Regions from separate parts of the Mus musculus genome. Here regions 1 and 2 are each linked to region 3. A link is a loop called in an ENCODE intact Hi-C map of the cell type or tissue named here. Cell type or tissue: heart. All regions are shown on one strand.

Region 1 (8,000 bases), 170 kb before region 3:
GTTCTTCCGCAAGAGGGCGTGCTCTTAACCACTTAGCCAGTTCTCCACACCTCCCCCATCCCGGCTTTTAGACAGGGTCTCGCTCTGTGCCCTGACTGGTCTGGATCTTGCTGTACACACAAGGCTGTTTTAAAGTATCCAAACCAGCACCATTTACTGCATAGTCCCAAAGGAGTCCTGCAGCCATGAAGCAGCCCAATGCTGCCAAGCACAGACCTGCTTTCTGCTCCCATCGACTTGCCAGTTTTAGACATTTCATAGGCGTGGGGTCACTGTGGCCTTTTTGTGCCTGTCTGCTTTTATAATATTTCATCACAAATCAAGGCTTCAATTCCTCTTCATCTTGGATCTACCGCATTTTGTATTGGTTCTCGGAGGCTGGACGTTGGGGAATTTTTCTTGGCTCTGTGTAATGCTGTTCTCTCCGTGTGCATACAGCACTCCTCACAGTACCTATCTTAAGGTTGTTGGGTTATAAAGGGATTGCCAGAGGCTCACGTCATAGCTCTCTTTTCACTTATTGAAGAATCACCGAGCTGTTGTCTTCAGCTGCTATCTTAATGTGCAGTCCACCCTGCAGTGCAAACTTCTCTAGCTACTCTCATAATTTTGTATTTCTTTGGATTTTGTTACTGTCTTTCAGTGCAGAGGATTGAACCCAGAGCCTATGAATACTAGACAAGCACTCTACCACAGAGCCACTCACTGGAGAATTCTAGGCAGGGGCTCTACCACTGAGCCACGCCCCCAGCCCCTCACTGGGAGATTCATCGCAGGTGTTCCTCCACTGAGCCAAGGCCTTAGCATCATACTGGGAGATTCTAGGCAGATGCTTCATCACTGATCTATGTTGCCAGCCCTCATTTTAACTTTTGAGATAGGAACTCATTTGTTATGTACCCCAGGCAAGCCTTTAGTCATTGATTCTCCTACCTTGCCTGCCAAGTAGTTGGAGTTACGGGCCTTCACCACCAGGTCAGCCTCAGCCTTGGGCTATTCATTGGACCGGGCTTCGGTGCCCAGTGAGGACAGTCTGCGCTGTTCCCGTCACTAGCACTGCCTGTACTGTATAGGACCTGTGAACAGAAGTACTCAAGAACTTTTTGGTTTTGGTGTGAAAAAGAATGAGGGAGTGGACAAATTCCTCTTTCCAATGTCTGTCACTCAGTCTTGGTCTCTCTGTCCCCTAGGGAACAACCATCCTGTGAACTGGTTCTCTATGGTGGCTGGCTGGGAGTTTAAGACTGACTGGGCCCCTAAGGGCTGCCCAGAGCAGTGAGTCAGACCAAGGGTCCCTGACTGTCCTCCTCCTCCTTCTGTCCCCAGCCCCAGGCCGCCGAGGCCCTGTGGCTCTGGTCTCTGAAGTCTTCGAGCAACACCTAGGTGGACACATCCTACAGGTGAGCGCCTCCCTTCCTAGCCTGCTGCTTTGTGCTGCCACCTGGTGGTAGCATCTGGGAATAGCACTATTTTTCCTGCATCAGTTCCCTGTGGAGAACTGGACAGGACTAAGGGTACCCAGGTTGTTCCCTTCCTACACCCGCTCCGTTTGTCTCAACTCTAGTCCTTGGATGGCTTCGTGTTCGCTTTGAACCAGGAAGGGAAATTTCTCTACATCTCAGAGACAGTGTCCATCTACCTGGGTCTCTCACAGGTAAGTCTTCCCTGCAGTAGGCAGCTATCTTTACCGCCTGACCTATGCATGCCCTTACTCTCTTCTGGTATCACTAAGCACAACGTGAAAAACAGACAACCTTCCTTGGAACCCCACAAAGCAGCCCGACATATGCTGGAGGACTCAAGCAGGACCACAAGTTCAAAGCCAGCCAAGGAGACTTAGCAAGACCTCATTTCAAAATTAAAAACCTCATCTAGAGATGTAGTTCTACAGCGATGTGTGCTCACCTAGAATCCTCCAGGGAAGGGCTGAGCTCAGTGAGGGTGTGAATCAGCGGTATGCCACTTGTGTACCATTCTGGAGGTCCTGGGACTCCAATCCATTGTGTCTGGGGCAGGATTGTAGCTTGGTTCATAGAATGCTTGCCTGGTGTTCACAAAGCCCTGGGTTCCTTACATAAACTGGGCATGGCGGTGAGGTATAAACCTTACATTAAACTCCATCACTGGAGAGGTGGAGGCAGGAGGACCAGAAGTTTCAGGCCAGCCTAGGCTATCTGAGACTGTCTCAAAAACTAACACTTCCCCAAAGGAGGGGACTTGAATGTGTAGGTGACAAAGTAGGGTGGATAAGGTGGTTGTGTGGGTGGGGTGGGGGATGAGGGTGAGGACCACAGGGGGGATAAAGGTTAGAGGGAGACAGGTCACCCACTTCAAGCAGAGGGACAGTAGAAGAAGGCACGGTGGGTTTCTGAGTAAGAATTGCCATAGTTGGATATGCAGCTTCCAGGAGAGTTTTAAATGGGGCTTGAAGGTCAGAGGCTCCCTGTGAAATCAGAGCATGATCAGAACAGAAAGCTAGAGGCTGTACTGAAGGGGCCTGGCATGGGATCCATGTGAGATCTGAGAGGCCAGTCTCCAAGGCCCTAACTCATTAAAGAGCTGACAACTGCCGGGCTTGATTTCCAGCACTTGGGAGGCCGAGTCAGGAGGATCACCACAAGTCTGAGGCCAGCCTGAGCTACCTAGCAAACCTCTGTCTAAAAAAAGAAAAAAAGAAAAAAACAAAAAAACAAAAACAAAAAGGGCCAGATGTTGCAGCACATGCCTTTAGTCCAGAATTTCAGGAGGTACAGGCAGGCAGATTAATAAGTTTGAAGCCAGAGCTATAAAAGTGAGACCCTGGGCTGGAGCGATGGCTCAGTGGTTAAGAGCAGGTGCTCTTCCGAAGGTCCTGAGTTCAAATCCACATGGTGGCTCACAACCATCCATAATGAAATCTGACGCCCTCTTCTGGGGTGTCTGAAGACAGCTAGAATGTACTTACCTATAATAAATAAATAAATAAATAAATAAATAAATAAATCTTTAAAAAAAATAATAAATACATCTTAAAAGAAAAAGTGAGGCCGGGTGTGGTAGCGCACGCCTTTAATCTCAGCACTTGGGAGGGTTCGAGGACAACCTGGTCTACAAAGTGAGTTCCAGGACAGCCAGGGCTACAGAGAAACCCTGTCTCGAACACCTCCCCCCCCCAAAAAAAAAGTGAGACCCTGCCTCAAACAAAAAAAGCCCCTCCCTCCTTAATTCAAAAAAGCAGGAAACACCTAAGAAAAACACAAGCCAGTTGTGAAGTGCACTTGAAGGTTGGGCGAGCAGACCTAAGCTAAACCCAGCCTCAGCTTTGGCGCTCACGCGGCTCCTGCATTCCTCTCCATCACCGGCAGGTGGAGCTGACGGGCAGCAGCGTCTTCGACTACATCCATCCTGGGGACCACTCGGAGGTCCTAGAGCAACTTGGATTGCGGGCTGCAAGCATCGGTCCCCCTACACCACCTTCCGTGTCCTCCTCTTCCTCATCGTCTTCCTCCTCGCTGGTGGACACCCCTGAGATTGGTAATTTCCAGGAATCCCATCCTTGCCAGTGAATGAAGCCTGAGGGTAGATCCTGGTTTTTGTGTTTAACATGCTACAAAACAAGGTTTTGTAAAACAAACAAACACAACAACAACAACCCAAACCAAAGCAACAACAACACAAAACAAAAAACCCACAATGAGTCAAGCCAACTTAAGGCACTAGGGTGTCTAAACTTGCCTGGTTCCCCAGAGTGGCCAAAATACACCAACATTTGAGCTGCTACAAGGAAGTAGGAATAAGACTGAGAATTTTTTTTTTTTTTTTTTACATTCCACTGTGCCTTTAAATTTTCATTGGGCCCTAACTTCAAACCCACAAGCCATGAGGGATGGCCCCCAACTCCAGGCACAGCACAGAGAGATCAAGTTACTTGCCCCAAGTCACCCAGCTGTTCCATATTTTTAGTTGTGTGTGTGTATGTGGTGTGTGTTTAACTTTCAGGATACAGTTCTTTTGTTGATTGTTTGGGGTTTTTTGTTTTGTTTTGTTTTTTAGTGTTTGTTTGTTTGAGACAGGGTTTCTCTGTATAGCCCTGGCTGTCCTAGAGCTCACTCTGTAGACCAGGTTGGCTTTGAACTCCTCCTGCCTCTGCCTCTGTGTGCTGAGGTAAAGGCATGTGCCACCACGGCCCAGCTTCCTTTCTTTTATACTTCTAGTCTGTGGTAGGGGACCTGACTGTCACAACAGTTCTAGCCTGCCCTCTGTGGTCACAGGTGGCTACTCCAGCCTGGGTCAGACTGATGCCAGCGGATGCCTGGGGGGCAGAACAGAGCTTCTGAGCAGGAAAGAGGGGCTCATCTGACCTTGGACCTGGCTGTCCCACAAGGGGAGATTACTTTATCAGTGTACCTGTGCGACCATTAGATGCATCTGAGTGTCTGGAGCAGCCACAGTGAGGCTGGTTCTGAGTTGACGGGGTTCTGGAAAACTATGACAGCGCCCTCTTGTTCTGCCTCAGAAGCCAGCCCCACCGAGGCATCGCCTGCCTTCCGAGCCCAAGAGCGGTCCTTCTTTGTCCGCATGAAGTCCACCCTCACCAAGAGGGGCCTGAATGTCAAAGCCTCGGGGTACAAGGTGGGTATGAACTGTCTCTTTCCCCCTGTGTGCCAGCTATATCCCGGGATACAAGGTACTGAGAACAGAAACTGGGAGACACTCAAAGCCTTCCCAGGGCCAAGGGATCTGTGGGTATCAGGTGGAACTGGGTGAAGCTTTGACTTGGCTGTGGTCCTCCTGCCTCAGCAGTCCCACCTGGCACCTCCCCAGCCACCCCCACCTTCCACAGGTCATTCATGTGACAGGGCGCCTGAGGGCCCGAGCCCTGGGTCTTGTAGCCCTTGGACACACGCTGCCCCCAGCCCCACTGGCTGAGCTGCCTTTGCACGGACACATGATTGTCTTCCGCCTCAGCCTGGGCCTCACCATCCTTGCTTGTGAGAGCAGGTACCAGGGTAGGGGCGGGAGGGAAGGTGGGTCCAAAAGGACCTGGGGATATGTGGGGACCAGTCAATCCTGGGCCTTTCAGTCAGGGGCCGTGGGGAGTTGGGAGGAGAGAGGACAAGGGAGAAGGCAAAGGTGCCTGGGAGACGTGAGGGTGGCCCTGGCTCCCTTACAAGGCTTGCCCATTTCTTTTTCGGGCCCCCTTTTCTTCACCTATGCCCATTTTACAGAATGAAACTGAGGTACTGCAAGGGTGTGGATCCTGGGGAACCCTGAAGCCAGCTCTGCTGTCTCCTGTCACCCAATGTCTCCCCACTCCTTTTCCCTTTCTTTCCTGTGTCCTCCAGAGTTAGCGACCATATGGACATGGGGCCCTCAGAGCTTGTGGGACGCAGCTGCTACCAGTTTGTTCATGGACAGGATGCAACCAGGATCCGCCAAAGCCATCTGGACCGTGAGGCACACTTCTGTACCCTCTCCCCATCCTCCTACCACCACAAAAACACGAATGACCCTGCTTCCCTGTTCCCTGGAAGTCCTTCTTCAGGGCTAACCAGAGTCTCTGGTTGCACTGCAGCTTCTGGGGGCTGTTCGGAACAGAAAAGCAACAAAGAGGCTGAGCAGTGGCTGGGGGTGGGGGATGAGGGTCAGTAAGCCGGGTAAGAGGGGTCTCTGACCGATGCTGGGGTGCCTCTGGGTCTCTGACTACCTCTGTGCCTTTCTCTCTCTTTCTCGATTCTCCCCACTCTCGCTGCCTCTGCCTGTCTCCTGCTCACCTGCCTTGACCCTCCCCACCCCTCTGGGCTCTCTGCTCCCCTGGGATGGACCAGTGCTGGACAAAGGGCAGGTGGTGACTGGTTACTACCGTTGGCTGCAGCGTGCGGGGGGCTTCGTGTGGCTGCAGTCTGTAGCCACTGTGGCCGGGAACGGGAAGAGCACTGGGGAGCATCACGTGCTGTGGGTCAGTCACGTGCTCAGGTGAGAGGTGGCCCATTGCCATCCCAGCATCTCCAGCAGCTGCTCCCCATCCCAGCCAGGGCCCTTAAGGGAGGGCTGGCTCTGTAGACACAAAGGGGAAAGAACCTAGGAGGCCTAGGTATGGAATGGCCTCACTTGGTGGACACGGAGAGGAATCAGTGTTGGGAGGAGACACATCTGTGACGTAGGCAGGGCAGGAACGCTCGTGTGGTGTGCCTCCGGCTGAAGGTGTGAATTGGACTCGTTCGTGTGGTGTGCCTCCGGCTGAAGGTGTGAATTGGACTCCAGGGCACTGGGGAGCCACAGCAGACTCTATACAGGGAGAGTGGTGCAAAACATACACGCGTTGTGAGCAGAGGGCACAGAACGGATGAGCCTCAGGTCTACAGCCTGAGAAGCCCAGGGAAGAGCAGAGCGATTGGGGCTGGAGCACAGAGTTGGGGGCAGGGGAGGCTGTAAATGGCAGCAGGATATTTTATCTCGTGGTCACTGGAGAACTATTGAAGGCTTTATGTCTGGAGGGGATCACAATTCTGCACTTTTGGAAATATTTTTCTTTCTGCTGAGAGTTGACTGGGAACTAAAAGGGACTGGAGAACAAGGGGAGGCTGCGGCATGGTTTAAGAGATGAACGGGGAGAAGAGAGAAGAGGGGTGCCATTTGCCCTTTGCTGAGCTGATTTGATTTGGACCCTAGAAGGGAGCAGGTGATTTAGATAGGAGAGACACAGATAACCATGGCATGCTTAGAGGATGTCCAGGTAACACGAGGTGGCTGACAGTGGCTCAGGTTTGCCACAGCAGGGAGAACTCAGATGAGAATATATTTGGAACTGGGTCTGGTCCTCTTTGTCCCAACCAGTGGAAAGACTGAGGCAGGAGGCCACCTTGGGAAACCCAGGGAGTGTCTGTCTCAATCAGGAATGCTCAGTGGTAGAGCCCCTGCCTAGAATCCCCCAGTGAGGGGCTGGGGGCGTGGCTCAGTGGTGTAGCCCCTGCCTAGAATCCCCCAGTGAGGGGCTGGGGGCGTGGCTCAGTGGTGTAGCCCCTGCCTAGAATCCCCCAGTGAGGGGCTGGGGGCTTGGCTCAGTGGTGTAGCCCCTGCCTAGAATCCCCCAGTGAGGGGCTGGGGGCGTGGCTCAGTGGTAGAACCCCTGCCTAGAATCCCCCAGTGAGGGGCTGGGGGCGTGGCTCAGTGGTAGAACCCCTGCCTAGAATCCCCCAGTGAGGGGCTGGGGGCGTGGCTCAGTGGTAGAGCCCCTGCCTAGAATCCCCCAGTGAGGGGCTGGGGGCGTGGCTCAGTGGTAGAGCACATAGGAGGCTCTTGGGTTTAATTCAAAGTGTGTGTGTGTGTGTGTGTGTGTGTGTGTGTGTGTGTGTGTGTGTGTATCCAACTAGGAGTTTATAGGTCTGATAGAAAGTTTTTAATGCTGCGGGGTAGTATCCACAAGTTCCATACTGGAAAATGTCTGTACTCACTGCTGTCCCAAGACCCCTGGTTTTCAGTTCCATCATCTTGTCCCCAGCAATGCTGAAGGTAGTCAAACACCCCTGGATGCCTTCCAGCTTCCAGCTATTGTGTCTCAGGAGGAGCCATCCAGGCCAGGCCCAGAGCCCACAGGTAAACTAACCTATTCCAATCTCTACCCCCAGGAAAGACTGAGATGTAGAGCCCTGCAGTGGGACTACCCATTGTGAAAGCCACTCAACACCTGTGGCTGTTTACATTAACAGCTGGAGTTAACTGTCCTTCGGGCTGGGAAGATGACTCAGTGGGTAAACTGCTTGCCAGGAAAGCTTAAGGACTTGGGTGTACCCCTCATAAAGAAAAGCCAGGTGTGACACACACATCTGTAATCCCAGTGTCGGGGAGGTGGAGACAGGAGGAGTCCCGAGGCTGAATTGGCAAGTTCCATGTTGATTTAGAGACTCTGTCTCAAAATGTAAAGTGGAACCAGGCAGTGGTGGCACACACCTTTAGTCCCAGCACTTGGGAGGCAGAGGCAGGAGGATTTCTGTGACTTCGAGGTTAGCCTGGTCTACAGA
Region 2 (8,000 bases), 130 kb before region 3:
CTCTGCTTTCCTCAGCCAAGCTGGCCAGTGGTGTTACCTGGCCGCCTTCTCAGAGATGCTTCAGACGACTGTTCCTGCTACGGCTGTGACTGTATCCCTCCACTCTACACCGTCTTATGCTATTTTCTAACAATGGCTAATGCCAAAATGAGCCATCTGACCTCTGTCTGGTTCCCTCTACTAAAATGCAACTATAGCAAGGACAGAGACCACACACACTCTTTGAGCTTTGGCCTGGGGCAGGTCCCTCCTCCTTTCTGATTTTCCCACAGTCAGCCACAGCAGCTATTCTTGACTATACTGGACACTAAGGTTGCTCACATCACAGGACAGAGGCAAGAACCTGTCCAGCCGATGGTGTCATACAAGCACAGTTATTGAGCCCACCTCTACCCAGAAGAAGGACCTTGTCTAGGGCACCTGCCTTCCTCCTGACTGATCCCAGGCACCATAAGCACAGCTTCCTAAGGTATTTCTGCCTTGCTCATAATTGATGCTAAGACCTGAGTACTGTTTCCCTCACTGACAACAAACACAAGAGTCCTTCGGCTCCCACAAGGCAAAGGGTCCCATAATACTTAAAACACCTATAGAATGGGAATGGGACTGGAATGCTGCTGTAAGACTGGACAAGGAAGAAAAGCCACTTCTGATCTCCATCCCACTTTGGTGAGCCCAGCTCTACAGCCTAGCTGTTGCCTACATACCTGCATCTCCAACAAGACCAGGCTCCATTTCCATGCCCTCTTGCTGCGGGTAGAAGTTCTCATAGAAGTTCTGGGCTGGCGGGATAGGAGGCATCATTCCAGAATGTGGGGAGTCTCCAGGACCATAGGGCATCATTGGGGGGCCACCAGGACCCATGGGAGGGCCAGGGTTCATGCCAGGACCCATTGGCATGTCAGGATGCATGTCAGGGTGCATGTCGGGGTGCATGTCGGGGTGCATGTCAGGGTGCATGTCGGGGTGCATGTCTGGGTGCATGTCAGGGTGCATGTCAGGATGCATGGGTCCCCCCATTGGCCCTGGGGGTCCCATGTTGGGGCCAGGACCCATTGGCCCCGAGGGTCCACCAGGTCCAGGGAACCTAGAAGAGGAAATGGTACTTGTGATGAAGCTGCTAAGGAAAGGCAGCAGCTCCCAACCAGTAAACCTGCAGTGTTCACTTGGAGCCTGAGGCCCGGAGTCCAAATGGCGTCTGACAGCCTCATCAAGGGCAGAGCCCTGCCAGGCCAATGCTCCTGTGCTTCTGTGGACAATATACTCACCTCACGCCCAGCTTCTCAGCTAGCTGCCCCGTGGGCCGCACCACAATCTCAAACAAAGAGGGGATCTTCTTGTTGTACATGTCCTGCTGTAACTGTTGTGGAGACAGTGGCTCATGTGTTGGCAGGGACATCTGAGGAGGTCCAGGAGGTGGTGGAGGAGGTGGTGGTGGTGGAGGAGGGCCACCTTGCATGGGCCTGCCATTAGGAGAGGTGGGGGCTGGAGGCCCAGGGGGCCGTGGAGGAGTAGGCAGGAGCCCTACACCAGGAGGTGGCTTGGGCAAAGGGTTGATGCCCTGCTTCTTCAGCTCCTCTACCTCCTTCTCGTCCTCAGCGCCTGCTTCTGCATCATCAGCCAACATCTGTGGGAACCAAAGAAGTCACATCAGAAGGCTCCACCAAGTCAGACTGAAAAACTTCGGGCACACACCTGCCAAGGGCCTTAGAATGCAGAGCCTAGGACCTAAATTCATCTTCTTCATCACCCTGGGCACAGTGTACACAATTGTAATCTTAGCATTAGGGATGAAGAGGCAAGAAGATCAAGTTTAAAGGCAGCCTTCCTCACCACCACGGTTCCCATTTACAGTGTCTATAGATGACCTGAGACAGATTTGTCCAACAAGGCTTCAGAACACATTGGTAGCGCACTTCTCTCTACCAGCATCAAGTGTGAAAGCCCGGGCAATACCCTTAACAATCTGAAACAGCTACCAGAGAGGACAAGCCTGAGGCTCAACACTAGCAGGCATTGCTGGGTAACAAACCGGATGAAAGCAGTCTTCCTGGCACCCTTAGGGATGTCTTCTAACATGGACAGCTCTACAGCTGGCCTTCCCTATGTGTAAAGCCTTTTACAACACAGACCCTGCAGCCAACAGGCTGACGAGTCTGTTCCTAACCTGGTCTTCTAATCTGTGAGCCCAATGACATGAACATGGCAAACACACATGAGAAAATGACCAGAGGATAGGACATAAACTACCTATCAGCTATTTCAACACAGATGGAGAGAATTGTCCTTACAAACCCTGGTAGCCTTTCCATACATGGCCTCCCTCCTAGCAAGACCACTGCTTGTTGAACATTTCGACTGCTAGGGCTGAGCTGTGTCGCCAAACCTTTCATTAGAGCTGATGCTAGAATCCAAAGGTCTATTATCTAGGTAAAAATGAGAGTCATCACCAGGTATGGTGGCACATATCTTTAATACCAGCACTCTAGAGGGATAGGCATGCTAATTCTATGGATATAAGGTTAGCCTGGTCTACATACTGAGTTCTAGAACAGCCAGGGCTACAGAGAGAATTTGTCTAAAGAAAAAAAAAGTGCCGCTTGCCACTTGCATACACAAATAAGGTAGCTGTCACTAATTCTAAGCTTTGCCCAAACAAGAAATATACAAATGTACTTTAACCAATGACTGTGAGTGATCAACAAACCTAACCATCAGCTGAGGAATTCAACCTTGCAGACAACTGCATTGAACTGCAGAGACACACAGTGCTGTAAGCAGATCAAGAGTGCCCTACGGCATGCAAAAGTCACCCCCCCCCCCCCCCACACACCTGCTTTACTCTGTAGTTCTACTTAGAAGACACTTGTCCTCTCCAGTCAGTGAGGGGTACAGGCTCTCCCACAGAGTTACCACCTGTTCCCCATCCCTATGATACCCTGAAAAAGCAAACTATAGGGACATAAACCATATGGGCAGTTATTAATGGAAGGGAGGAGAGACTTATAGAAAAAGAGAGGGCTTTCAACGGTTGGATAAACTGTGTGTGTGTGTGTGTAATGTCTATATTGTATAGAGCAGACACAAATCTACATGTTGGTCAATACCCACAGATCTGCTGGGCAAAACCTGGTGGTCCATGCTTGTAATCTCAGAACTTGGGAGCTTCATGGGTTCTTCAGGGAAGGATCATGGGTTCAAGAATGACTGTAGATATGTAGTGAATTCAAGGGCCAACCTGGACTACTCAAGACTATTCCAAACAAAAACAGCCAGTCTACGTCAGAGCAGCTGAAGCCCTGCCGCACAAGGGAGAAAACAGGCGCCTTTCCCTGGGGTGAGGGCTATCCCCCGACAGACTTGGAGGTTTACATTTTGTACTTCAGCATAAACTTGACACCTAAGCATCTCTACAGCCATCCAGGTAACCATCATGGCTCAGGTCATGCCATTTAGCCGAGTTGGCGGTTTGTAAAGAACTCAACTGTGCTGGTGAGAAGATACAACCAAAGCCAACAGAAGAGACTTCCAGGAGACTGCCAAGGTAACAGCAGTAGGACCTGTGATTCTGCATCAGAGCTTCTTTGTGATGCGGATTCCTGTTAGTGACATTACTGTGCTGGCTGAGAACACTCTCAGCGTGGGAACTATGTGCAAACGAGGAGGTAAGCAGCTCACAAAGTAAGCAGGTCTCAACACTTTGTGTTTTTCTTTTTCTCCTTTCTGTTTCTACATTAAAATTCAAAATTTCAAAACACTTTTTCCATTAAAAAAAAAAAATCTTTGCTCAACATGGTGGTGCACACCTTTAATCCTAGTGCTCAGGAGGCAGAGACAGGCGGATCTCTGAGTAAGAGGCCAGCCTGGTCTACAGAGCGAGTTCCAGGACAGAGAAACCCTGCAAATGTATGACAAGAGGAGGCAGGAGGAATCAAAAGGTCAGCATGGGCCACAAAGCAAAACTGTCAAAACAAAACAAAACAAAAGAAAAAAAGGGGGGTGGGTGGGCTAATGCAAATTTAAATAACAGAGAAAACACTAGTACACACCTCTAATCCCCACACTCATCCCGGTCTACGTGTGAGCTCTAGGTCACCCAGGACTACATAGAGACCATGTCTTTATTAAAATATACATAGATATGTAAAACAATCCTCCTCCCAACCAAACTTTAAAAAATAAAACAAAACTACAAGAAAAACTAAACTGACCAAGGGGTCAGGCCTGGGCTCCTGCTCCTGAGTGTGAACACTGAGCCTCCAGCAGGGGGCGGCCTCTAATCAGACACTGCTGGTCCTTCCACAGGCCAGTGGTTACACTCTAAAGGGACCGGATGCTGACCATCAGCTCTCAGCCTGATAGGCTCACAAAAGGAATGGCAAAAGGAAGCATCCCCACTAACTGTACCAATCTGGGGAAGAAAAACAGACACTAGGATGAGTGTCAAATGGCACCAGGTTTGTGAGCTCCTGGTCCCACTCCCTTCTTCTCTACATGAGTCCCTGTGACTGCAGAGACACTGGCATTTCCAGTCTCGGGGCATCTCAGTCTCTCTACACAACACAACACCATAAGGTGACAATCCTTTCATTCCACTGTCCCCTAGGGAATCCAGTGCAGCTGCCTCAGGTCTGCTGTTAAAGCAGCGTGACCCTTGCCCCGCGTCTCCTGTAGGAAGATGTATGTATGTACAGATGGATGTAACTTGCAACAGACTCTGATCTTGCAAAGGTTGTCTGTGCCGACAGAGTGGCGTCAGGCTCCTGTGGACTTTGCCCGTGCCACCTCAAGCATTACCTTATCTAGGAGCTCTCGTGTCTCTTCTGTCAGCGGGTCATGGGAGAACATGCAGTCGTCACCATTGATGCAGTTCCCAGTGGTGTGGTATAATTTACACGGAAAGTCACGTTCATGACTAATTAAGGTAAACATTTCTTCTCAGAACCCACCCCAAAGAATTAAATAACCCCCTTCGTTTTGGAGGTGAGGTGACAGTTAGGGTTGTGCACTGGCTGCCAGTGGCTGTTCTCAACACTGCTTTAACTCCAGAGCAAGTTCTGGTCCACAGAGCTGGACTTGGAAAGGGTCCTAAGACTCTCTACAGAGAAAGGGACTAAAGGACGTGGGTTTCCTCAGGTGAAGCTGTGAACAGCTCAGAGAGAGGATAAAAGAGGCAGAAGGAAAGCTGAATGGTAAGGCCCCAGGAGCAGCAACACAAGACAGACACAGCAGACAAGACGGCAAAGGATATCATGCATGTAGGGGCAGTTCTCAGCACGAGCACAGAACCCCGTGATGTAAAATTTGCACAACTCTCGCTTCTTCGGTAGCTCAATGTCGTGGCTAAAATTGCAGTGGTCTCCCTGGAAAAAGAGAAGACGAAGTGAGTTCTGATTCACTTGTGTCTGCAGTGGGACCACAGACAAGAACATGTCCCCTTGGGAAAATGTAGTCTCCCAAATCCAGGCCCTGCTCCCTAGCCTGTGCCTTCTGCTCAGGCTCAACTTTTCACTCCTGTGTTTTCCTGATGCATCTCTGTCCTTCCTTTCACACCTACTCTGTCCCACACTATTTGCTGTCTGGCAATAAAAACTCATCACATAAGCAAGCTCTACATTCTGTCCTTCCTACTGAACCTTGGCTTTGAGGAAGACGCCTGCCTAAAACAATACCCCATTTTCCAACTTCTCTTGTTCTCTCCACAAAACAGGCAAAAGCTTCTGGGCGAGCGACGTCCTGAACTGAGACAGACAAGACCCAAAGCCAGGAACCTGATACGCCGCACATCAGGCTGGCCTCAAAGGCCAGTGACCTGCCTGCCTCAGAATCCCAGAGCTGGGATTAGAGGCCTGCGCCACCACTGCCTGGCATCCTCCTAGTCCATGGATATAAAGTTCAAAAGCGCAGCAGTCATTATACAAGTACAGTCCATGGTGACAAATGCCACAGATTTAAGAAAGGCGTGGAAAGGAAGAGTCTAGGTCTCCAGGGAAACACTGAGCACTGCAGAAGCCTTGATTCCTGATCTGAATGACAAACAAGTATGTGTTGAAACCAGTACAGTCAAGACTGAGGACAAGCATGGTGGTGGCTGCTGCACACACCTTTAATCCCAGCACTCTTGGGGGAGGCAGAGGCAGGCAGATCTCTAAGTTTCAGAGCAGCCAAGACTACACAGAGAAACTAAGAGTAGTAAGGACTATTTTACATATTTCATATATTAGTCTATAGGTTTAAATACCTACTTCCTGACTTCCAAGGGAGCAGTAACTCTCAGACATCTATGCCACCTGCCTGCTGCCTTTGTATCACTATCACTAAATGGTCACACGTATCTCTTGCACAATGTCCAAGGCTGATTCTGTCCGGAGTCTTTAATAATCCCTTTCCAATCCTCAAGCTCAACAACGTAATGGGAACAGAGTAAGCCCTGAGGACTCACTTGAAACTCTAGAGACTAGACAAAAATTTCTACCAGAAAGCACCCCTACACCTCAGACTGTCTACACAGCTTGTTCTGGCTCTTCTACCGTAAGCAGAAATCCGAGTACTCTAGGCTGCCCAGAGGTCTCCTGGCTGCAAGGTGCCAAGGGCCGCTATCACACAGTCCTTCCCATTCCCAACAGTGTGGGTCACATGTCCTCAGGCGGTACACTTACCCAAGTGCATCGTCCCTCCACAAAGTATTTGCAGATGACTTTGCCTTTCTTGTCAGACTGCTGGTGGGGCTTGTCATGATCACTCCGCCGGTAGCTTCCGCCACCACCGTCCTGTGAGTAATGCAGAAGAGGATGGGAGTGCATCAAGTATAGAGAGAACAGGACAGGTGCAGACAGCTCCTGTCACACCACATGCAATACAGTACCCAGATGGGAAAAACTCTGGCACCTGAGCTGGGCAGGAATGCACCCCTCCTAGAGAGAATAGCCAAGACTTTTCTGGAAACTCTCCTGAACAATCCTGCACCATGTTAACCTTCCCATTTTAGAAACTCAAGATGGGGGCTGGTGAGATGGCTCAGTGGGTAAGAGTATCCGACTGCTCTTCCGAAGGTCCGAAGTTCAAATCCCAGCAACCACATGGTGGCTCACAACCATCTGTAACGAGATCTGACTCCCTCTTCTGGAGTGTCTGAAGACAGCTACAGTGTACTTACATATAATAAATAAATTAATTAATTAAAAAAAAAAAAAAGAAAGAAACTCAAGATGGCTGCAGGTATTGTTTCAGATAGAGGGCTGTACAAAAGGGCATCACCCTGAGAAACTGCTGAATACTGATCAGCCCATGGGTAAGAGGTTGATTGGGACAGGGGACAGGATCAGCCTTCACAGAAGAGCTCATTAGAAAACAAAGAGCCAGGGTGGTGGTGGCACATGTCTTTAGTCCCAGCACTCAGGAGGCAGAGGCAGGCTGATCTGTGTTTCTAAGGGCAGAGTGAGTTCTAGGACAGCCAAGGCTACACAGAGGACACTCTGCCTCAAAAAAACAAAACAAACAAACAAAAAACCCACAAATGAATGAATGGACGAATGAATGATGGTAAGATAAAATAAAGGAAACAACAACAAATCTCAAAGTTGCCTTGATCAAAGCCTCAGATGACAGGGCCTGGAGAGATTGATCACTAGTTAAGACTGGTTAACAATTTGAGGTTCAGTGGCTCTCTGAATTCAAGGCCAGCTTGATCTACAAAGTGAGTTCCAGGATAGCCATGGCTACACAGAGAAACCCTGTCTCGAAAAAGACTTAAAAAAAAAAAAAAAAAGGAAGGGAAGGAGGGAGGAAGGGAGGGGAAGGGAAGGGAAGAAGAAAAAAGAAAAGAAAGGAGATAAAAGAAAAAAGATAAAAGAAAAAGGAGAAAGAGAATGAGAAAGAACTGGCTGCTCTTCCAGAGGACCCAGGTTAAATTTCAACCCCTCACATGGTCATTCACAACTGTTTATAACTCCAGTCTCAGGGATCCAATGCCTGTGGGTACCAGGCACATACTTGGTGCA
Region 3 (8,000 bases):
TCCATGTGGTCACATGCCCATCCTTGAGGCACAGACCTGTACTCTTTTCTCTCCTGTAAGCACTTGTTCCCCGGGGTACAGCTTGGTGATCTCCCAGAACCAAGGGGAACCTGACATTGCATTTATTGTGTCCTCCTTAGCACTCAATCTATCCCAGGCCTCAGTCAGAGAGAACGGATCAAGCCCTTAGCATGAATGTGGGGAGCACCTGGGGGGTGCTTCATACTTTAGGACTGAGTAGATAAGGGGATTCATGCCTGTAACACCCAGGAGGGTGAGGCAGGAGGATTGCCAAGAGTTCCAGGTTGGACTGGGCTGCAGAGTGAGAGCCTGTTTTCATAAAAACACAAGCAAGCAGAGCCCAGTTATACATGTCTGTATTCATTCCCAGCTACTTGAAAAGCTGAGGCAGGAGAATAGAAAATTTATGGTTTATGTGTGTATGGACTTCAGAGTAACTTCAAGGCCAGCCTGGGTGATTTAGTGACAGTTCTGTCCTTAGGGGGTAACTGTCTAAAAGTTAAAAAAAAAAAAAAAATTAAAAAATAGTGTGGATGTTGCTCAGTGAAGGATTCCTAGCCTAAGTGTGGGTGAGGCTCTAGGCTGCATCCCCAGCACTGCAAACAAACAAACAAACCCAACACCAAACACAAAGCAGCAAGTGAGCATTAACAAAAAGACCTCAAGCCTAAAAGATCCAGAAGTCTGCTACCACCGATCCAGGGCTGGAAGCCCCCAGTCTCCGGGGACACTGATACGCACTCTTAAGTCACTTTAGAGAGGCCCAGATTCCTTAGTCCCCACCCCAGGGACATCGAAGGCGCCGAGCCTTCAGCTCCAGACCCCAGCTCTAGTCCTCGGCGGAGCTCAGGTGCGGCCCGCCCCTTCCCTGGTACCTGGGGGGGAGGGGGCGGAGACTAGGATTACTCAGCCTCCAGAATGAGGCGATGACATCATCCTGGGGGGGGTGACTAATGGCCGCACGAGGGGGAGGCGGGGAAGTTTACCCGGTAACAGCGGCAGCCGCTTGGCCCCGCCCCCAGGAAGTGCAGGAAGGGGGAGGAACTGCACCCAAATACACAAACACAAGTCCTCCCTGCATCCCTCCCCCCAGCATCCCACGTGCACTTAGCTTCCATGGACCAGAGCAGGAATGATATGTGTGTTTATATGAGTGACAATTTCCTCTAGGCGTGTGGCCAGAGTGTTAGGGAGTTGTTCTATGAAAGTGATCGTGTCAGGGGGCTAGTGTGTCAGTGTGATGGTCCCTGTCAGCACGCTAAGTATGGTGATATGTGCGTGTCAGGCTGTTGCAACAAATAGTTGAGTCCTTGGGCTATTATAAGAGTCCTTGGGATGCTTTTCTGTGAAAAGTGTGCAGATATAAGCAGTAGGCTGGCATGTGTCAATGCTATGGCTCCTGTGTGGGGTTATTTGTGTGACACTGGGATTGTGTCACAGCCATGGAGGTGTGTGTGGATGTGTTGTATTTCTGTACTGATGTCAGTGTGTCTCTCTGATGGTGTCTGCCACGCCAAGCACCAGTAGTACTGTGTGCATATCATAGTAATGGGTGTGTTTACATGCCCCACACTGCCACCAAGCATACACATTATCTATACAATGCCATGTGTCATTGTGAGTATGTCACTGTGGTTGTGTCTGAAGATTGGGTTGCCTGTCCCTGGGACTGTGCACACATCAGTGACATTATGCTGATTATAAATCTCCCTCGAGTGTGGTTGTGAAGTGTGTGTGTGGGCTTATGGTTGTGCCACTGTCACTTGTGACAAGGCCATTGTGTGTCAGTGTAGTGGTATGTGTGAACTGTGCATTGCTTTACTGACTTCAAAAAGATGTGTAGTGCTTCCCGGGGCTGTGTGTGTCTGTGTCTTGGGATTGTGTATGCCTCTAGGTGTGTGTGTGTGTGTGCGTGTGTGTGAGTGCCTGTGTGTGTGTGTGTGTGTGTATGTTAGTGGGTCTATGTATGTTTGTGTATATATTCATCTATGGTGTGCATGTATACATATACATGTGTATATGCGTGTGCATAGGTATATGTGTGTGCACATGTAAGTTTATATGCGTGTATATGTGTGAACATTTGTGCATATGTGTGAATATTTGTGTATATCTGTGCTGTGTGTACACGTGTGTGAATGTGTTTCTGTATGCGAATGCAGATAAGGGTGCATGCGTGTGTATGAATGTGCGTACATGTGGGTGTGGGACGGTCTCCGTGTGTGTGTTGCCGTGTAGAAGAACTCCGCGTGTCCGCGGGACAGTGGTGGCGCGCGCCACCGGGCCTGTGTCAGCGGCTTCCTGGGTGTGGGAAGGTGCGCGTGTCTCCAGGCCTCCTGCCCGAGAACAGCTGCGCCGCTCTCTGATTGGCTGCAGCCTCGCCAGTCAGAAGCTCCGGAATCCTGCGGTAATTTGGTAACTTGGTAACTGGCCCGCGCCGCCGCGGGGCTGGGGGGCTGGGCGGGCCCACGACGCGCCCCATCCCGCAGGGCTGGTCCCTACGGTCCCCACCGCGCCCATAGCCTGTCCTGCCTCAGCATCCTTGCCACTTGCTTGGTTCCTGTTGCCGGGGTCTCTTCCTTTTATTGTCTCTCGTGTCCCACCTCTCTTCCATCTGTTTTGACTTGAACCTGCTTTCTGTCTCTCCAACGTCCGCCTCAATTTCTGTCTTTGTCGCTCACAAAAGTCTTTCTCATTCATGTCTCTCCTTTCCTTCCTCCCCACCTCTCTTTCTCTCCATCCCACCGCTAGGCTCCGAATTCACTTTCTTTTTTATTTTGCAAGAAACACCCACTTTGTCCTCGACCCTCCCCTCAGGCCCAGGGTTCTGGCAGCAGGCCCCATACAAGGCAGACTTCAGGAAGGACTTCCCGCCCTGGTTCCAAACCAGAGCGTTATCGCTCGGGCCAGGCGGAGGCCGGGCCGCCCCGTGGCTTCCGGAGGCGCCCGGGCGGGATGAGCTCACTGCAAGTTGGCTAGGATTTCATCAGCTTCCTCTGCCTGAGTTGCCCCCGCGCTGGTCCTGCGCCGCCAATCCATCGTGCGCTTGCTGCCCCCTAACGGCCAAAGATGAAAGCGCAGGGTTCTCAGACCACGCAGAGGAACCTGAAGTTCTCACAGCAACTCCAGGACTTAGACCTGGTTCTGCAGTTCTGGAGCTCGAACCCAGGGCCACTGAGATGAACTACGGACCCTGAATTGACTGTGTATATGGTTGAGGGTTTCTGTGTATGTGTGTGTGCGCGCGCTTTTGCAAATGTATTCAGGACTTCACACATCCTAAGTTCTTATACATTTAATTATATCCCCAGCCCATTAAAAACTTAAAAAAAAAAAAATTGTGTGTAAGGGCTGGAGAGATTGCTCAGTGGTTAAGAGCTCTGGCTTATCTTTCAGAGTTGTTGTCCCAGGATCCACAAGGCGGGCTTCATTTTAAACTCCAGTCCTATGGTATCTGATGCCCCTTTCTGGCTGCTGTCGGCACTGCACACATGGTATATATTGTAGGGAAAAATATTGCACAGACAGAAAATAATAAATGCTCTTAAAAAAAAAAAAGGTGGTTCATGCCTTTGTCCCAGCACTAGGGAGGCAGAAGCAGGTGGATCTCTGAGTTCGAGGCCAGCCTGGTCTACAGAGTGAGTTCCAGGACAGCCAGGGTTACACAGAGAAACCCTGTCTCATCAAGAAAAACCTAAATAAATAAATAAATAAATAAATAAATAAATAAATAAATGTGTGTATCTATGTCTCTGTGCATATGACCAGGAGATGGGGTTACATTCCCTGGGGTTGGAGTTACAGGCCATAGTGAGCTGCTCGTTGTAGGTGGTGGGAGCCAAATTCTCAGGTCCCAACCCAGGAGCCATTCCTCCAGCCCATTCTCAGCTTATTTGTACTTTTTTGTTTACTGGCAGGGTCTTTTTTTGTTTTTGTTTTTGTTTTTTCGAGACAGCATTTCTCTGTATAGCCCTGGCAGTCCTGGCACTCACTCTGTAGACCAGGCTGGCCTCGAACTCAGAAATCCACCTGCCTCTGCCTCCCAAGTGCTGGGATTAAAGGCTTGCGCCACCTCGCCCGGCTTCAGGGTCTTCTTCTTAAGCTGCCTTTGAGCTCACTCAGTATCGCCTGCTTGCCGTGTGGGACTGAGCAACTGCTAGATCCTTGTACTTCCATTCACAGCTACTACTGACCATTGTTGGGAATTGGACTGCAGACTGTAAGTCATCAATAAACTCCTTTACTATGTAGAGACTATCCATAAGTTCTGTGACTCTAGAGAACCCTGACTAAACAGAAGTTGGTACCAGGAGTGGGGGTATTGCTGTGATAGGCCTGACCATGCTTTTATTTGAAAGAATGTGGATTTTGGGACTTTGGATTTGGAAAGCAGTGGAATGCTTTAAATGTGGCTTAATGGGTCATCCTAGTAGGAATATGGAGTAATTTGAACTGTGTTTAAACTGTGTTGGCCTAAGAGATTTCAAAAGAGAAGAATTTCAGTATGTGGCATAAAGAGTGTTTTTGTGGTATTTTGGTGAAGAATGTGGCTACTTTTTGCCCTTGTCTGAAAAGACTGCTTGAGGCTAAAGTGAAGAGACTTGGACTAATTGCATTAATTGCATTGACAAAGGAAGTTTCAAAAATGCCCAGCAGAGACTTTGTTCTCTGGTTAAGTCTTATGAAGAGAAATTTGAACAAGCATAACAAGCATAGAAAGGAAAAATATAAAATATATGGTTGGAGTATTAAAGGCATACCAAGAAGTGAAATGGAGCAAAATCCTGTGTTCTAGGAGAAATGTTGTTTTTTTTTTTTTTTTTTTTCTAAGACTTGCCTTGGTCATGGTGTCTGTTCACAGCAGTAAAGCCCTAACTAATACACTGACCTTGAAGTTTCAATCCTCTTGCCTCAGCTTCTCCAGTTTCTCGGACCCCAGTACTACCTTGCCCCGATCTGCTCTGTTTTTGTTTTTGTTTTTCAAGACAGGGTTTCTCTGTATAGCCCTGGCTGTTCTGGAACTCACTCTGTAGACCAGGCTGGCCTCGAACTCAGAAATCCACCTGCCTCTGCCTCCTGAGTGCTGGGATTAAAGGCGTGTGCCACCACTGCCCGGCTGACTTTTTTTTTTTTTTAAAGATTTATTTATTATTATATGTAAGTACACTGTAGCTGTCTTCAGACACACCAGAAGAGGGAGTCAGATCTTGTTATGGATGGTTGTGAGCCACCATGTGGTTGCAGGGATTTGAACTCTGGACCTTCGGAAGAGCAGTCGGGTGCTCTTACCCACTGAGCCATCTCACCAGCCCTGACTTTTTATATATAACTTTCAACCATGCCTTTAAATTTGGTATAAGTTCCAGGCTCCAGGAAGTCTGCTTGGATCTGCTGTAGGTCATTTTACTGTCAAATAAACGATCCAGAAATTTGTGTGTTTGGAAGCAATAATGATGGTGCATACCTATTGAGAACCTATAGTTTGCTTTACCTTTAATTTGTATCTATCCATTTATTTATTGAGACAGGGTCTCACTATGTAGCCCTGGCTGGCCTGGAACACTCTGGGTTAAAAAGACTGGCCTCAAACTCACAGAAGTCTGCCTGCCTCTGCTTCACCAGTGTTGGCATTATAGGTGTTTGCTACTACACCCTGCCTATGTGCTCTTTGCAGCAAACTTACAGATTGTTTACTGCAAAACATGTGTGGCTAATAAAAACATTGCATATTTCAGATACTTAAATGAGAAAAAGGTGAATATTCTTGACATAAAGAAATGATAAGGGGGCTGGTGAGATGGCTCAGTGAGTAAGAGCACCCGACTGCTCTTCCAAAGGTCCAGAGTTCAAATCCCAGCAACCACATGGTGGCTCACAACCATCCGTAACGAGATCTGACGCCCTCTTCTGGTGTGTCTGAAAACAGCTACAGTGTACTTACTTACATATAATAAATAAATAAAATCTTTAAAAAAAAAAAAAAAAAAGAAATGATAAAAGCCGGGCATGGTGGCACACGCCTTTAATCCCAGCACTCAGGAGGCAGAGGCAGGCGGATTTCTGAGTTAGAGGCCAACCTGGTCTACAAAGTGAGTTCCAGGACAGCCAGGGCTATACAAAGGGCTGAGATGGCTCAGTGGGTAAGAGCACCCGACTGCTTTTCCATGGTGGCTCACAACCACCTGTAATGAAACCTGACTCCCTCTTTTGGAGTGTCTGAAGACAGCTACAGTGTACATTACATGTAATAAATAAATAAATAAATAAATAAATCTTGGGGGGAAAAAGGGGGGGCTGCAGAGATGGCTCAGTGGTTAAAAGCACTGACTGCTCTTCCGAAGGTCCTGAGTTCAAATCCCAGCAACCACATGGTGGCTCACAACCATCTGTAATGAGATCTGACGCCCTCTTCAGGTGCATCTGAAGACAGCTACAGTGTACTTAGATATAATAATAAATAAATCTTTTTTTTTTTTTTTAAAGAAAGAAATGATAAATGTAGCCAGGTGACTGTGGCACATGCCTTTAGTCCCAGCACTCCAGAGGCGGAGGCATGTGAATCTTCAAGCTCAAGGCCAGCCTGTCTACAGAGTGTGTTCCAGGACAGCCAGGGGCTACATCGAGAAACCCTGTATCAAAAACCAAAACCAAACCAAAACAGAACAAAACAAAAGAGAAACAAGTGTTTCAGGTGAGGGAGACTATGTCAGTTCCTGGGATCTGATCATTGCACATTTTTTATATGTATCAAAATATTACACAGTTATGTGTCAACTAAAATAAAAAATGAAACAAGCTGGGTCGTGGTGTTGCATGCCTTTAATTCCCAGCACTTGGAAGGCAGAGGCAGGCAGATTTCTGAGTTCGAGGCCAGCCTGGTCTATAGAGTGAGTTCCAGGACACCCAAGGCTACACAGAGAAATCCTGTCTCGAACCCCCCCCCCCCAAAAAAAAACCCAAACCAAACCAAAACAAATCTGTAGGCTGGGCATGATGGCTCTTACCTGCTATCCTGGCACTCAGCAGGCAGAGGCAGATGGATTTCTATGCTTTGAGAACACCCTGGTCTACAATACAGAGTTCCAGACCAGCCAGGGCTACACTGTAAGACTCTATCTTAGAAAATAAACATTCTTCCCCCCACCACCCCCCCGCAAAAAAAAACCAAACAAACAAAAAAAAACCCCTCAAAACAAAACAGGTAGGCAAGGTGGCTCTGGCTAGGTGGGTACAGGAGCCTCCTGCCAAGTCTTTTCTTTTCTTTTTTTTTTTTTTAAAGATTTATTTATTATTTTTATGTAAGTACACTGTAGCTGACTTCAGACACACCAGAAGAGGGCGGCAGATCTCATTCTGGGTGGTTGTGAGCCACTATGTGGTTGCTGGGATTTGAACTCAGGATCTTGGGAAGAGCAGTCAGTGCTCTTAACCACTGAGCCATCTCTCCAGTCCCCTCTCTACAGTCTTTATGGGTTTCTCCCTGGATCCCACATGGTAGGAGAGAACAAACTTCTGTAGGTTGTCCTCTGGTCACCACGTGCGCCACAGCGTGTGTGCTCCCCCCCCCCCCCCATTAAAGAAATGAAAAAATGGGCATGGGCAGAGTAGTTTACATCTGTAATCCCAGCACTCGGGAGACAGAGACAGGAGAATCATCTGGAATTTGAAGACAGCTTAGACACATAGGAAGAGCCTATCTCAAAAAACTAAAGTGTGCAGATTGGTTCAGTGGATAAGAGTGCTATACTGGGCTGGAGAGATTGCTCAGTGGTTAAGAGCACTGACTGCTGTTCCAAAGGTCCTGAGTTCAATTCCAGCATCCACATGGTAGCTCACAGCCATCGGTAAAGGGGTCTTCTGGTATGTCTGAAGACAGCTACAGTGTACTTATATACATAAAATAAACAAATCTTTTATTTATTTATTTATTTTTTAATTAGGTATTTTCCTCATTTACATTTCCAATACTATCCAAAAAG

Evidence for each region. Peaks named below come from ENCODE experiments on the same cell type or tissue, not always from the same donor. Only the 100,000 strongest peaks of a DNase experiment are listed, where the experiment ranks them.
Region 1: a loop joins it to region 3, with 2.2 times the contacts of the local background. A loop is called at or near these places in 9 of 42 quality-filtered maps.
Region 2: it touches region 3 in a loop (10-fold over the local background); 2 of 42 quality-filtered maps call a loop at or near these places.

Annotation. Positions count from the first base shown.
Region 1 is chr7:16,458,761-16,466,760 of GRCm38, reverse strand. It overlaps Npas1 (neuronal PAS domain protein 1), which reads left to right. Exons shown (of 12, transcript NM_008718.2): 4 at 1,327-1,400; 5 at 1,565-1,654; 6 at 3,345-3,513; 7 at 4,496-4,611; 8 at 4,823-4,980; 9 at 5,325-5,431; 10 at 5,808-5,955; 11 at 7,481-7,575. Among named protein-coding and RNA genes, the nearest start is that of Tmem160, 10 kb to the right of the region's middle. In heart, CTCF peaks have their summits at 3,341 (motif pointing right) and 4,257; DNase peaks (open chromatin) are centred at 1,383 and 3,340; H3K27me3 peaks cover 3,814 bases.
Region 2 is chr7:16,422,618-16,430,617 of GRCm38, reverse strand. It overlaps Zc3h4 (zinc finger CCCH-type containing 4), which reads right to left. Exons shown (of 14, transcript NM_198631.2): 8 at 6,660-6,770; 9 at 5,252-5,363; 10 at 4,798-4,907; 11 at 1,269-1,627; 12 at 708-1,087. Among named protein-coding and RNA genes, the nearest start is that of Zc3h4, 25 kb to the right of the region's middle. In heart, a CTCF peak has its summit at 4,242 (motif pointing right); DNase peaks (open chromatin) are centred at 4,297 and 6,687.
Region 3 is chr7:16,290,012-16,298,011 of GRCm38, reverse strand. No RefSeq gene overlaps it. Among named protein-coding and RNA genes, the nearest start is that of Ccdc9, 7.2 kb to the right of the region's middle. In heart, CTCF peaks have their summits at 1,067 and 3,080 (motif pointing left); DNase peaks (open chromatin) are centred at 1,041, 2,431 and 2,971; H3K4me3 peaks cover 2,595 bases; H3K27ac peaks cover 3,258 bases.